Linked DNA regions of Homo sapiens: all the other regions are linked to region 1. A link is a contact called in ENCODE Hi-C data. All regions are on one chromosome and are shown on one strand. Each heading gives the region's core, a stretch centred on a gene start or an enhancer-like site at or near the end of the contact. The rest is flanking DNA. Distances are from core to core; before and after follow the strand shown. Region 1 holds the start of RCAN1 (regulator of calcineurin 1). Region 2 holds the start of EPCIP-AS1 (EPCIP antisense RNA 1). Region 3 overlaps CBR1-AS1 (CBR1 antisense RNA 1). Region 4 holds the start of TMEM50B (transmembrane protein 50B).

The links. Hi-C counts contacts between places; a loop is a spot of excess contacts on that map. Pooled maps may share reads with other maps.
Region 2: a loop to region 1 is called in a map of CD8-positive, alpha-beta T cell, with 16 times the contacts of the local background. The contact joins the promoter of EPCIP-AS1 here to the promoter of RCAN1 in region 1. A Hi-C loop is called at or near these places in 2 of 168 maps with a recorded cell type or tissue (CD8-positive, alpha-beta T cell and naive thymus-derived CD4-positive, alpha-beta T cell), 1 of 37 single-sample maps with no recorded cell type and 8 of 50 pooled maps.
Region 3: a pooled map shows a loop between it and region 1 (7-fold over the local background). The contact joins the enhancer-like site here to the promoter of RCAN1 in region 1. A Hi-C loop is called at or near these places in 4 of 50 pooled maps.
Region 4: a pooled map shows a loop between it and region 1 (14-fold over the local background). The contact joins the promoter of TMEM50B here to the promoter of RCAN1 in region 1. A Hi-C loop is called at or near these places in 1 of 168 maps with a recorded cell type or tissue (CD8-positive, alpha-beta T cell) and 9 of 50 pooled maps.

Annotation. Positions count from the first base shown.
Region 1 is chr21:34,613,853-34,616,382 of GRCh38, forward strand. RCAN1 (regulator of calcineurin 1) reads right to left here and starts at 1,261. Exons shown (of 4, transcript NM_004414.7): 1 at 908-1,261. The coding sequence starts at 1,159. RefSeq lists silencers at 776-875, 1,066-1,495.
Region 2 is chr21:32,770,838-32,773,367 of GRCh38, forward strand. EPCIP-AS1 (EPCIP antisense RNA 1) reads left to right here and starts at 1,263. Exons shown (of 4, transcript NR_024623.1): 1 at 1,263-1,471. PAXBP1 (PAX3 and PAX7 binding protein 1) reads right to left here and starts at 918. Exons shown (of 18, transcript NM_016631.4): 1 at 489-918. The coding sequence starts at 831. RefSeq lists an enhancer at 585-1,574.
Region 3 is chr21:36,112,509-36,115,038 of GRCh38, forward strand. All of the region lies in intron 1 of CBR1-AS1 (CBR1 antisense RNA 1), which reads right to left. Among named protein-coding and RNA genes, the nearest start is that of CBR1-AS1, 13 kb to the right of the region's middle. RefSeq lists enhancers at 407-536, 577-676, 818-1,330, 1,668-1,727. Within about 2 kb of position 1,268, at least 27 of the 41 ENCODE cell types and tissues checked have a DNase peak (open chromatin) inside an H3K27ac peak, as active enhancers do.
Region 4 is chr21:33,478,713-33,481,242 of GRCh38, forward strand. It overlaps TMEM50B (transmembrane protein 50B), which reads right to left and starts at 1,262. Exons shown (of 7, transcript NM_006134.7): 1 at 1,126-1,262.

The sequences.
Region 1 (2,530 bases), core at 11-2,510:
ATTTGTGGACCCACAGCCAAGCGCTGAAAGCACTGCTTTTTTTGACAGCTGCTCTCCTAATGGGGCATCTCTCAAAGACCGGTTTCATTCTGTGACGCCCACGTTGTCCACATTTTATTCTGCACAATAACTGCAGATTTGAAATAAATTCTTCCTCCCCACCACCATTATTGATTACTCATACCTGCCCCTCACCCTCCAAAGTGTCTAAATTGTGTGGATTTTGCGGGGGTGGGGGGAGGCGGGGGAAGGAGTCGACTCCCCATGTACTGGGTGTCCCCGATGGCGGCAAGCCACACCTTCACACAAGGGGGCAAGGTTCTTGACTAAATATCCTAAAGGTCTGAAAGATGGTCCCCTTCCCCCCAACACAATTCCACCAAAACTGGCCAGCCGCTGGCTAATGAGCAACCACGGATCCTCACCCAAACATTGGCTTTTCTTCCAATAGTGCAGATTGGGAATGCAGGGACGTCGTCCTATTTATGAACACTGAGTCACGTCGCCGCTCAATGTCTGTTTCCTCCTCCCTAGGAATGAGGTGACCCCCTCCTCCAGCGAGTAAATGCGGGGCGATGGCGAGAGCGCAGGGGGCGGCGGCGCTGCCCCACCTTGGGGAGCGAATTCACCCCCCTAGTCGCACCAGCCTGGGCGCACACGGGGGCCGGGGCGAGCCTGTGGGACTCTGCAGTGAGCTCCGCGCGCCCCGGGGGTGCTAGGGGACCGGGACCCTCGGGGCGCCGTCCCCACGCCCCAGCCCTGACGGGTCCGCGGCCGAGCAGCCCGGGGGACGTCGCTGCCTCCCCGCCCCGCGCGCGGCCGGGACTGGGCGCTGCGACCCGCGCCGCCTCCTCGGGCAACAAGTGTCCGCCCTCCGCCCCGACGGCCCGCCCGGCGCGGTCCTCACCCGGCACAGGCCGTCCACGAACACGCGCGGGTCCAGGTGACAGGCGATGGTGGCGCTGGGCAGGTCCTGCAGGTCCACCTCCTCCATCTCGCAGTCAATGAAGCTCCAGTCGCCGCCGCCCTCGTCCGCCTCGGCCGCCCCCGAGAGGGGCGCGAAGGGCCGCAGCGTCACCCCGGGCCGCGCTCGCGCCTCGGCCGCCTCCGCCGCCTCCGCCGCGGCCCCGAGCTGGGGACCGGCCACGCCGTCCTCCATCCCCGCGCCCGCGCGACCCTGTGCGCCCCAGCGGGCTGCTCCGGGCTTGCGCGCCGGAGCCTCACGCGCTCCGGTCCGCGCCCGGCCGGCGGCTCCGCCGTTAACCCCCTCGGAATCGCGCGGCGGCAGGCGGCGGGCTGTCAGCAGTCTCCCAGCGACACGGCCTCCCAGCGCCAGCCCCGCCCGTCACCGTTCCGCGCGGGAGGGGCAGAAGCCCGGCGCGGCGACCGCCCCCCCAGCCCCTAGGGCCGGCCACCGGCAGATCCAACGGTGGCCCCTTTAAGGCCGGCGCCGGTTGGGTTATTGTACCCCGCCCTTCCAGGAGACGGGGCCAATAAAGGAACGGAATTCTCTTCACGTGACCTTCCTTCTGCCGCCCGAAGCCCGAAGCCTCAGGGCGGCCATGTTGGTTAGGGGCAAAGTCCTCGTCCCCAGTTCCGCTTTTCTGACAGCTGGTGCCAGCTGAAGGACGCCGGGCAGAGTCCTCGGCTCTTGGGCCCTTGGGGTGATAACTGGGGAGGCAACGTTTTTGTGGTTCCCATGCGGGGACGTTTTGAAGCACAGGGGCCCACTTTTGGGAATTTAAGCGAGACATAGTCTCCCTGTGGCTCTGTGGCCCCTGGCAAGTGGTTAGATGCTTACCGTATATTATCAGATATAGTCGCAATAAAGACTGAACTAGACCATGATAACAATGCCTTACTTTTCTATTTCAGCGTATTAGTCACTATACCATTGTGAAAATTTATGTAATTAGAAGTAATTTTTCTGAATTACCATTATATGCTATGTACAATAGGACATAACGAAAGAATTAAGAGATCACCCCTTTCCTTTGGGGAATAGCGGAAAAATAAGAGGACCTCAAGTGAGCAGACATGTCTCTTCCTGAAAAATAGAATTCTTTTTTGGACAGTATGATACAGTGAGAACTTGGGTCTGAATTTCAGCTTTGCTTTTTAACTACTTGTACAAATAAGCTGAATCTTAGTTTCCTCATCTGAAAAAAATGAAGACATATTACTAAGAATTCAGTCAGTGCTTAATAAATGGTAGCTGTTTATGCACTGGGTTCTTTGGAGGTTGTGAAATTACAGTTATATTTTTTCTTAGAGTAGGCTTACTCTCTAGTTAGGAAGTGTTAGTAATTATAACAAAAAGTATATCCAACAGCTGAGATTTATTCAGAACTTGCCATGTGCACGGTTCTATGATTACTATTATCATAGTCTTAGGACAGTTTGTGTCCTCAGGGAGCTAAACCCAAGAGGAATAATAATACCCATCTAGAGATAACTCATAAAATAGAATATGATATGAGGATGTGAAGAAATTGGAACCGTCATACTGTGAAAGGGAAATCTTGGGCCC
Region 2 (2,530 bases), core at 13-2,512, 1.8 Mb before region 1:
CTCAGAACCAGAGCTGCAACTCCAGGCTTCTGTTCCCTCTCCTAGTATTCCTTTTTACAAACTCGGCCTTCATGGTCGAGGATGCCTGGACAGAGCATCCAAGAAGTGTGGGCGCAGTGACCTGCAGAGGGCTCGGAAAGCATGCCAAGAGCAGCCAGGGGACCCACACCAAGTTGGCCCTGAAACACGCCAGGCAGAAAAGAGGCAGGACAGGGAACACCGAATTTCCCCTGAAACACTCTGAATGCCTGATCTGAGCTCCGGCCCCGTGGCAGAGGAGGTGGTTAAGAAAAGGCTGGGGGCAGCGCGGGAACGCGTCCCTTGCCCGAGCAGAAGGCCGGAGGCTGGGGAAGATTCGCAGCCGGTCGGACGGCAGGGGACTCCGTTCCAGGGCTCCGGGGCTGGGCGTCCAGAGAATACGGGGGCGGGGGACGGGGGCCTGCGTCGGGGATGCGGCCGTCTAAGGGCGTCCGAAGCGCGCACTTTACCTTCCTCCTCGTCCTGGAAGCTGAGCAGGCTGGCCCGGGGCACCTCTTTGTTCTCGCGAGGCCTCTTGCGCGGCTTCAGCCCGTTGCCGGGCTCCGCGCCGCCGGGGAAGCCGCCCCCGGCCTCAGCCCCGAGGCCCGGGGTCAGCGCGGAAGGCGGCGACGGCCCCGGGCCCAGCAGCGACTCCCCGCCAGGGGCCCTGTCGCCGCCACCGGGGCCCGCCTCTTCGCCCGTGCCCGGCGGCGGCAACAACGGCGGCGGCTCCTGCTCCTCATCGCGTTCCCGCTCTTCCTCTTCGGAGTCGTTCCGCTTGCGCACGTTCACCCGCCGGGCCTTTCGGAACATCCCCGCGGCCCGCACGGCGGTCGAATACTCGCTTCCACACCGCGGCCCCGGCAGCGCCGAGCTCGTGACGGCGCACGCGCGCTCTCCGGAGCTCCAGCCGGGTCGAGTCCTCTGTTGCTACCGCGCACCCCACGAGCGCGCATGCGCCTATGCTCCCACGCGCTCTCAATACTTGGAGAAAGAGAGAGAGTGAGAGAGAGAGAGAGAGAGAGAGAGAGAGAGAGAGAGAGAGAGAGAGAGAGAGAGAGAGAGAGAGAGAGAGAGAGAGAGAGAGAGAGAGCGAGAGAGAGAGAGAGAGAGAGAGCGAGAGAGAGAGAGAGAGCCCCACACCTCTCGCGAGAGCGTCGGCTCTTTGCATCGCTCTCTGTCGGAGTGGAGTACTATTAGCATGGAACTCTGGTGTTGTTTGACAGGTCACAAAGAGGATCATAGAGATGAGAAGAAAGAGTAGGCTCTGTTGTCCCTCAGACGGCGCTGCTGCAGTGCGTCTTCGCACTTACGCGGAGCGGTAATGTGAGGAAGCCTCCCGCCAAACAGATGAGGGAGGAGGAGGAGGGGAGAGGCCAGAGAGAGAAGCGGCTTTCGGGAAGGAAAGTGTGATCTAGTAGGTGGAATAGTCCTCTCCAAACTTTGACCTGAGGTGTGACTATTGGTAATTACTAGTTATTCTTGAGTAATACTTTGTATTTCTACAGCTTTATAGCTACAGAGCTCTTAGAAAGACATTGAATTTTATTTATGATACAATGTTACTTCAAAGACATTGAATTTCATTTATGGTACAATGTTACTTCAAAGACATTGAATTTCAGTTATGATACAATGTTACCTGGCTTGATGTCCCCCGTTCCCCAGTCTTTCAGGAACAAGGAAAGCAAAAGTGTTTCCGTGTTTTCTAAAGAATGCCAAGTTTGCAAGCAATTCTATGACTAAATACTTTCCAAAGCTTAGTGAGTTTCAGAAACAAGTGGAAGGAAAATAGAGCAGGGGGTGGGGAAGGTTGTGACAGTTCTCAGACTTGCGTGACAAAGCCCTCGCTGGCCACACCTTCACAGGGTGATTGCGCCTAAGGTTGAACTCACCGGCTTTCCCTATCTCATCACCGAACTAGAAGTTTTTCCTTCGGGCATGCACCTGTGCATGCGAATTCATTTTGATGTTTCGAAATTAAAAGGGTATTCGGTAGAGTGAAAAAAATCCACCCATGTCTGGAAGGCTGTTCACTTCCTCAGTGGCAATGTTAACAGTTTCTTATGATCCTCTAAAGATGTTCCATGAACATAAAAGCAAATAAATATGCATATTTTAATGTGTTCCCCTTTTTACACAGATGGTGTGTAAGCTGCATTTTTAGCCTACCGTAGATTGGAGATCGGCCCATATCTGTATATGAAGGGTTGTGTTTTTTTGGTTTTTTGTTTGTTTGTTTTGAGACTAAATTTCGCTCTTGTCGCCCAGGCTAGAGTGCAATGGCGCGATCTCCGCTCACTGCAATCTCCGCCTCCCAGGTTCAAGTGATTCTTCTGCCTCAGCCTCCCTAGTAGCTGGGATTACAGGCACGTGCCACCACGCCCAGCTAATTTATTTTGTATTTTTGTATTTCACTCTGTTGGCCAGGATGATCTCAATCTCTTGACTTCGTGATCCGCCCGCCTCAGTCTCCCAAAGTGCTGGGATTACAGGCGTGAGCCACCGCGCA
Region 3 (2,530 bases), core at 18-2,517, 1.5 Mb after region 1:
ACAAAGCTAAACAGACAAAATGCAGTTGTTGCTTACCTGAAACAAATGTTTGCGGCATCTAAGGACTGATAGGCTGGGACAGAATTAAGATAGTGTTAGGAAAGGGTCCCCTAAGGTTGGGTCGAGTTGCCCTTTCATAGGAAGAAGAGAGGCCTGGGAAAACTTTCTAACCAGGAAGGTAGACATTAATGTCCATAGTTAACATTAGTCAATGATTATTTACTAGGTATGCTCTTTTTAGAGACGTTTATGTACACTCTCGTTTAGTCTTAGTACAGCTCATAATGAGCTGGTACTATTATAACCCTCATTTTACAGAGGAGGAAACAGCCTTCACATGTGTACAGAAATCAGTGAAGCCTGCCTATCACCCATACTTGCTGGGTTCAACATGAACGGCACAGGCAAGGAGAAAGCCCTGTGACCAGCGGTACCAGAAAGAGTGAAAGGGCGCCATCTAGTGACTGTCATGGTGGTTGGCAGTAGAGGTTGGAAGCCGGTGGTTTTTTTTCGTGGGTTTTTTTTGCTGTTGTTTTGGGGTTGTTTTTCTGTGTGAGACAGAGTTTTGCTCTTGTTGCCCAGGCTGGAGCGCAACTGCGGACTACCAATTTCAGTTGTTTCTATCTACTGGGAAACGGCCGCTCCCTGGTGCCAGCTGCAACCAATTATCATTTTAGCGAGGCAGGATGACAACCTCCGGCCCATCACGTGATGGTCGCCTGACATTTCTGGTGTGTGGGGGGAGCTGTCTCCTGCCCTGCTCATGCCCCACTAGCTACCTACTGTAACATTCTCGGGTATCTGGAATACAGTACTAAGCATCTTAAAAAAAACTTCACTGGCGGCCGGGCACAGTGGCTCATGCCTGTAATCCCAACACTTTGGGAGACCAAGGCAGACGGATCACGAGGTGAGGAGTTAGAGACCAGCCTGGCCAACATGGTGAAAACCCCATCTCTACTAAAAGTACCAAAATGAGCCGGCCATGGTGGCGTGCGCCTGTAGTCCCAGCTACTCAGGAGGCTGAGGCAGGAGAATCACTTGAACCTGGGAGGCAGAGGTTGCAGTGAGCCGAGATTGCACCATTGCACTCCAGCCTGGGCAACTAACAGTGAAACTCTGACTCAAAAAAAAACAAAAAACAAAAAACAACCCCCCCCCCCCCCCCACACACACACACACACACACACGCAGAGGCAAAATGGCGGGGGGTAACCTTCTAGGGGGTCATTCCACCGGAAACGGGAAGAACGACTCAGGTGAGCATGCCTGCAGCTCCAGTAAACACACGTAACTCCGGTAAACATGCTTGCCTCCCAAGCACAATCAGGTCACTGCGCATGCGGGTGGCTCACCCTAAGGGAAGAATGAAGGGAAAGGGGTGCAAGACGCCGGAAGCAGGGCAGCATGTAAAATCCTAGGTCCAAGGTCAAACGGAGCACTTGACCTCCAAGGTGCCCCCTTAAGCCTCTTCCAAGTGTACTTTCCTTTCTTTCATTCCTGCTCTAAATCTTTTTCATCAATTTCCACTCCGCTGTAAAACTTGCCTCGGTCTCTTTTCCTGCCTTATGACAATCTATTTTTTTCTTCTGAGGAAGGAAGAGTTGAGGCTGCTGCAGACCTGTACAGATTCGCTGCCGGTCTCTCAGATAACTTCCACTACTAGCAAGAAAGCAAACACACCACATCAATGAACCACCACCATGTAGCTTAAGAGCTGTAAACTTTCACTTTTACTTTTTTTTTTTTTTTTTTTTGAGATGGAGTCTCCCTCTGTCACCCAGGCTGGAGTGCAATTGTGCAATCTTGGCTCACTGCAACCTCCACCTCCGGGGTTCAAGCAGTTCTCCTGCCTCACCCTCCTGAGTAGCTGGGATGACAGGCATGTGCCACCACACCTGGCCAACTTTTTGTAGAGATGGGGCTTTGCCATGTTGGCCAGGCTGATCTCAAACGCCCAGCCTCAAGTGATCCACCCACCTCAGCCTCCCAAAGTGCTGGGATTACAGGCATGAGCCACCGTGCCTGGCCAATTCTTCACTTTTTCAAGTAAATATATGCACACTGATTAAAAACCCAAATGAACGAAAGCTAGATACAGTGGGAAGTCAGCCTCCACATCCCCCAGCTACCCAGTCCTCCCCAGAAGCAACTGCTGTTACCAGCTTCCCATGTCCCCTTCCAGAGACAGTCTAAGTAAGCAAATACTTTGATACAAATAATAGCATACCACGGTAGCCGGAATAAAGCCTCCTCACCAAGGTGTCCGTGTCCTAATGCCTGGGATCAGTAAATATGTGATACGGCAATAGGGACGGGGCAGCTGATTCAAGTTAAAGGCCTTGAGAAGGCAGATTATCCAGGTGGGCCCTATGTAATCAAACAAATCCTTAAAGCTGAGAACCTTCCCAGGCTGTAGTCAGAAGAAGATGTGACTTTGGGGTTAGAGAGACGCAAAGTTGCTGGTACTGAAGATGGAGGAAGCCACGTAATGCAGGTGACAAAAACACTGATTCTCTCCTTAGCCCCC
Region 4 (2,530 bases), core at 12-2,511, 1.1 Mb before region 1:
TGCATTTCAATAACAAAGTCTTGCACCACTATCTTCAGTTTAAAAAAAAAGTTTAATGTTTGCTCTACGTTTGAAATGCATGCAGGTTTAAAAGACAAGAAACAAAATGATGAAAAAGTGTGACCGGCCTGAGAGTTCAGAGCCTCTGAAGTGTCAAGGGATCCACAGTGCAGGTAGGATGAAGAGTCTGAGAAGGGAGATGGGATCCTCCGAAAAGAGAAAATCGGGTCTTACAGCGCGATGTAAGACGATGCGGATGCCACTTCCCTCCCACCCCGTCCCGTCCGAGGCCTCCGCCCCCTGCCCCTCCGCACCCCCCGACCCAGGCACGCGCAGCGGGGAGCAGCCCAGCCTAGCCCGTCTCACTGCTTTGGTTTTGAAAGGTCACGTATTTACCTTAGAATTTCAGCACCTTCCAACTTACTGTTTTAAGTACCTTTAACCAGCCTATTGGCTAAAAACCGAAACGGTCCTACCCGCGACTACCACTGCTCCAGTGACAATGCTCTGCTGCTACTTATTTAACGGAGCTCAAGGTTTATAATTCTCGAAAGAATGTTGTTCCCCTTCCCTTTCCCCTCCCGCCTCTGTACTTGACTCTCGTAAGAATGAAATCAGAAAAGTGCAGAAAACACAGGCTCCTAGCAATGGTTCGGGGCAAACGGGAGGGGCGAAGAAGGGCTGGAGCCGCCCCGGGGCCCTCGCTCCGGCCTCGGGAGGGCGTCGCGGCCGCAGCAGGGCGTCCCGAAAACCGTCGCCTCCGTGCCCGCCGCGCGAGAAGGTGAAAGGCACGAGATGGAGCCTCTCCAGCCCTCCCCAGGAACGCAACCTGACGGCGTGACAGCGCGGCAGGGCAGCCTCCCCGGGCTGCTTGCGGGTCGCGGCGGCGCCACGGTCACGGTCGGCCCGAAGGGACGCGGGCAGGGGCAAGAAGGGGCGGCGGGGGCTCCGCGGGCCCGAGTCTGCAGGCCGGCGCCGAACGCAGGGAAAACCCGGCTGGACGGCCCCACAGCCCCCAGAAGGCCGGGCCGGACAGGGCCCGACGAGGGAGCCTCCTTACGCGCGGGCGGCGGGCGCGAGCCCTCTACGGTTGCCTGGCGCCGGAGACCCACAGACAGGACTCACCCAGCTTCCTCAAACGCCCACGCCGACTTCAGGCGCGCGCGCAGGAAGGAGACTGCTGCGCCACAACCCTGCCGGCGTCCCGCGGCTCCACCTCAGCCCCGGGAGCCCGGAGCTGGGAGCAGACGCGAGGATAGAGCGCCGGTGAGGCGGGGCGAGGCGCCGTGTGCACCGCAGCGACCAATCGGAGCGCAGCAAGTGGCCGGCCGGGGGCGGGGCGGGACGCGAGGGGGCGGGGAGAGGGCGTTGGCTGGGCGCAGCGGGACGCCGGGCGCTCCTCGCGACCAATCGGCGTGCAGCAAGTGGCCGGCCGGGGGCAGGGCGAGCTCCGAGGGACGGGGTGGGCTGCTCTGCAGGCCTCCCGGAGCCGGAGTTCAGACCCAGCTATCTACGGTTCCGGGCAGAGCGGGACGGGCCTCTCCTGTCCCCTGCCGGTGGGCGGCCGCCGCCGGGCTCCCACTGCTGCGTTTCTGCACGCTGACTTGAAGTGCAGTACCGTGAGATTACGTGCGGACGGAGCTCGAGACCCGGGGGACCAGGGTTTCCCTTCGCCTATGGCCGATCAGTCTTGTCTGTCTGCGAGCTGCCCAGAGTAGGGAAGGTGCTCCGGGAGGGTTCTCGGGAACGGAGGGTCTTTAGAGATGCCTTTTTCTAATCCCCTCAATTCAGAAATGGAGCCCCAGAAAGTTGAAGTTAGTAAACCAGGGCTACCCAGCGAGTGCTGGTTACCCGAGGTGATCCTCACAATACAACTAGTCTTCTGATTTCGCTCGGCGCTCTCCCGTCTATTCACGTAGATTTTTGTCTTTTTTTTTTTTTTTCGTCTTTCTTATAGTCAGATATCTTTCAGCCTCTTGGATTTTCAACATAACTTTAACAGCGTTTGGAAGCCCCGTCTAAATTTCCTACAGAAATGCCTATAACCATTTAGTTGTTTGGGGGAAAGTCGAGCTTTGTTTTTTGGGTGGTTTGTTTGTTTGTTTTGAGACAGGGTCTTGCTCTGTTGTCCAGGGTGGAGTGCAGTGGTGTGATCTTGGCTCACTGCAGCCTCTTACCTCCCACGCTCAATCAATCCTCCCACCTCAGCCTTCCGAGTAGCTGGGATTACAGGTGCGCACCACCATGCTTGGCTAATTTGTGTATTTTTAGTAGAGACGGGATTTCACCTGGCTGATCCTGAACTCCTGACCTCAGGTGATCCACCCGCCTCTGCCTCCCAAAATGCTGGGATTACAAGCGTGGGCCACTGTGCCCAGCCAAGTAGAGTTATTATCAGTGGAAATCTAAAAAGCATTTTACTTGAGGCATAATGAAGTAAAAGGTTTTGTATCATGGAATTATCACCAAAAATGCCATCCTGGATAATGTTCTCCTATAGCTCTTATACATGGGCTAGGATCTAGGTGTT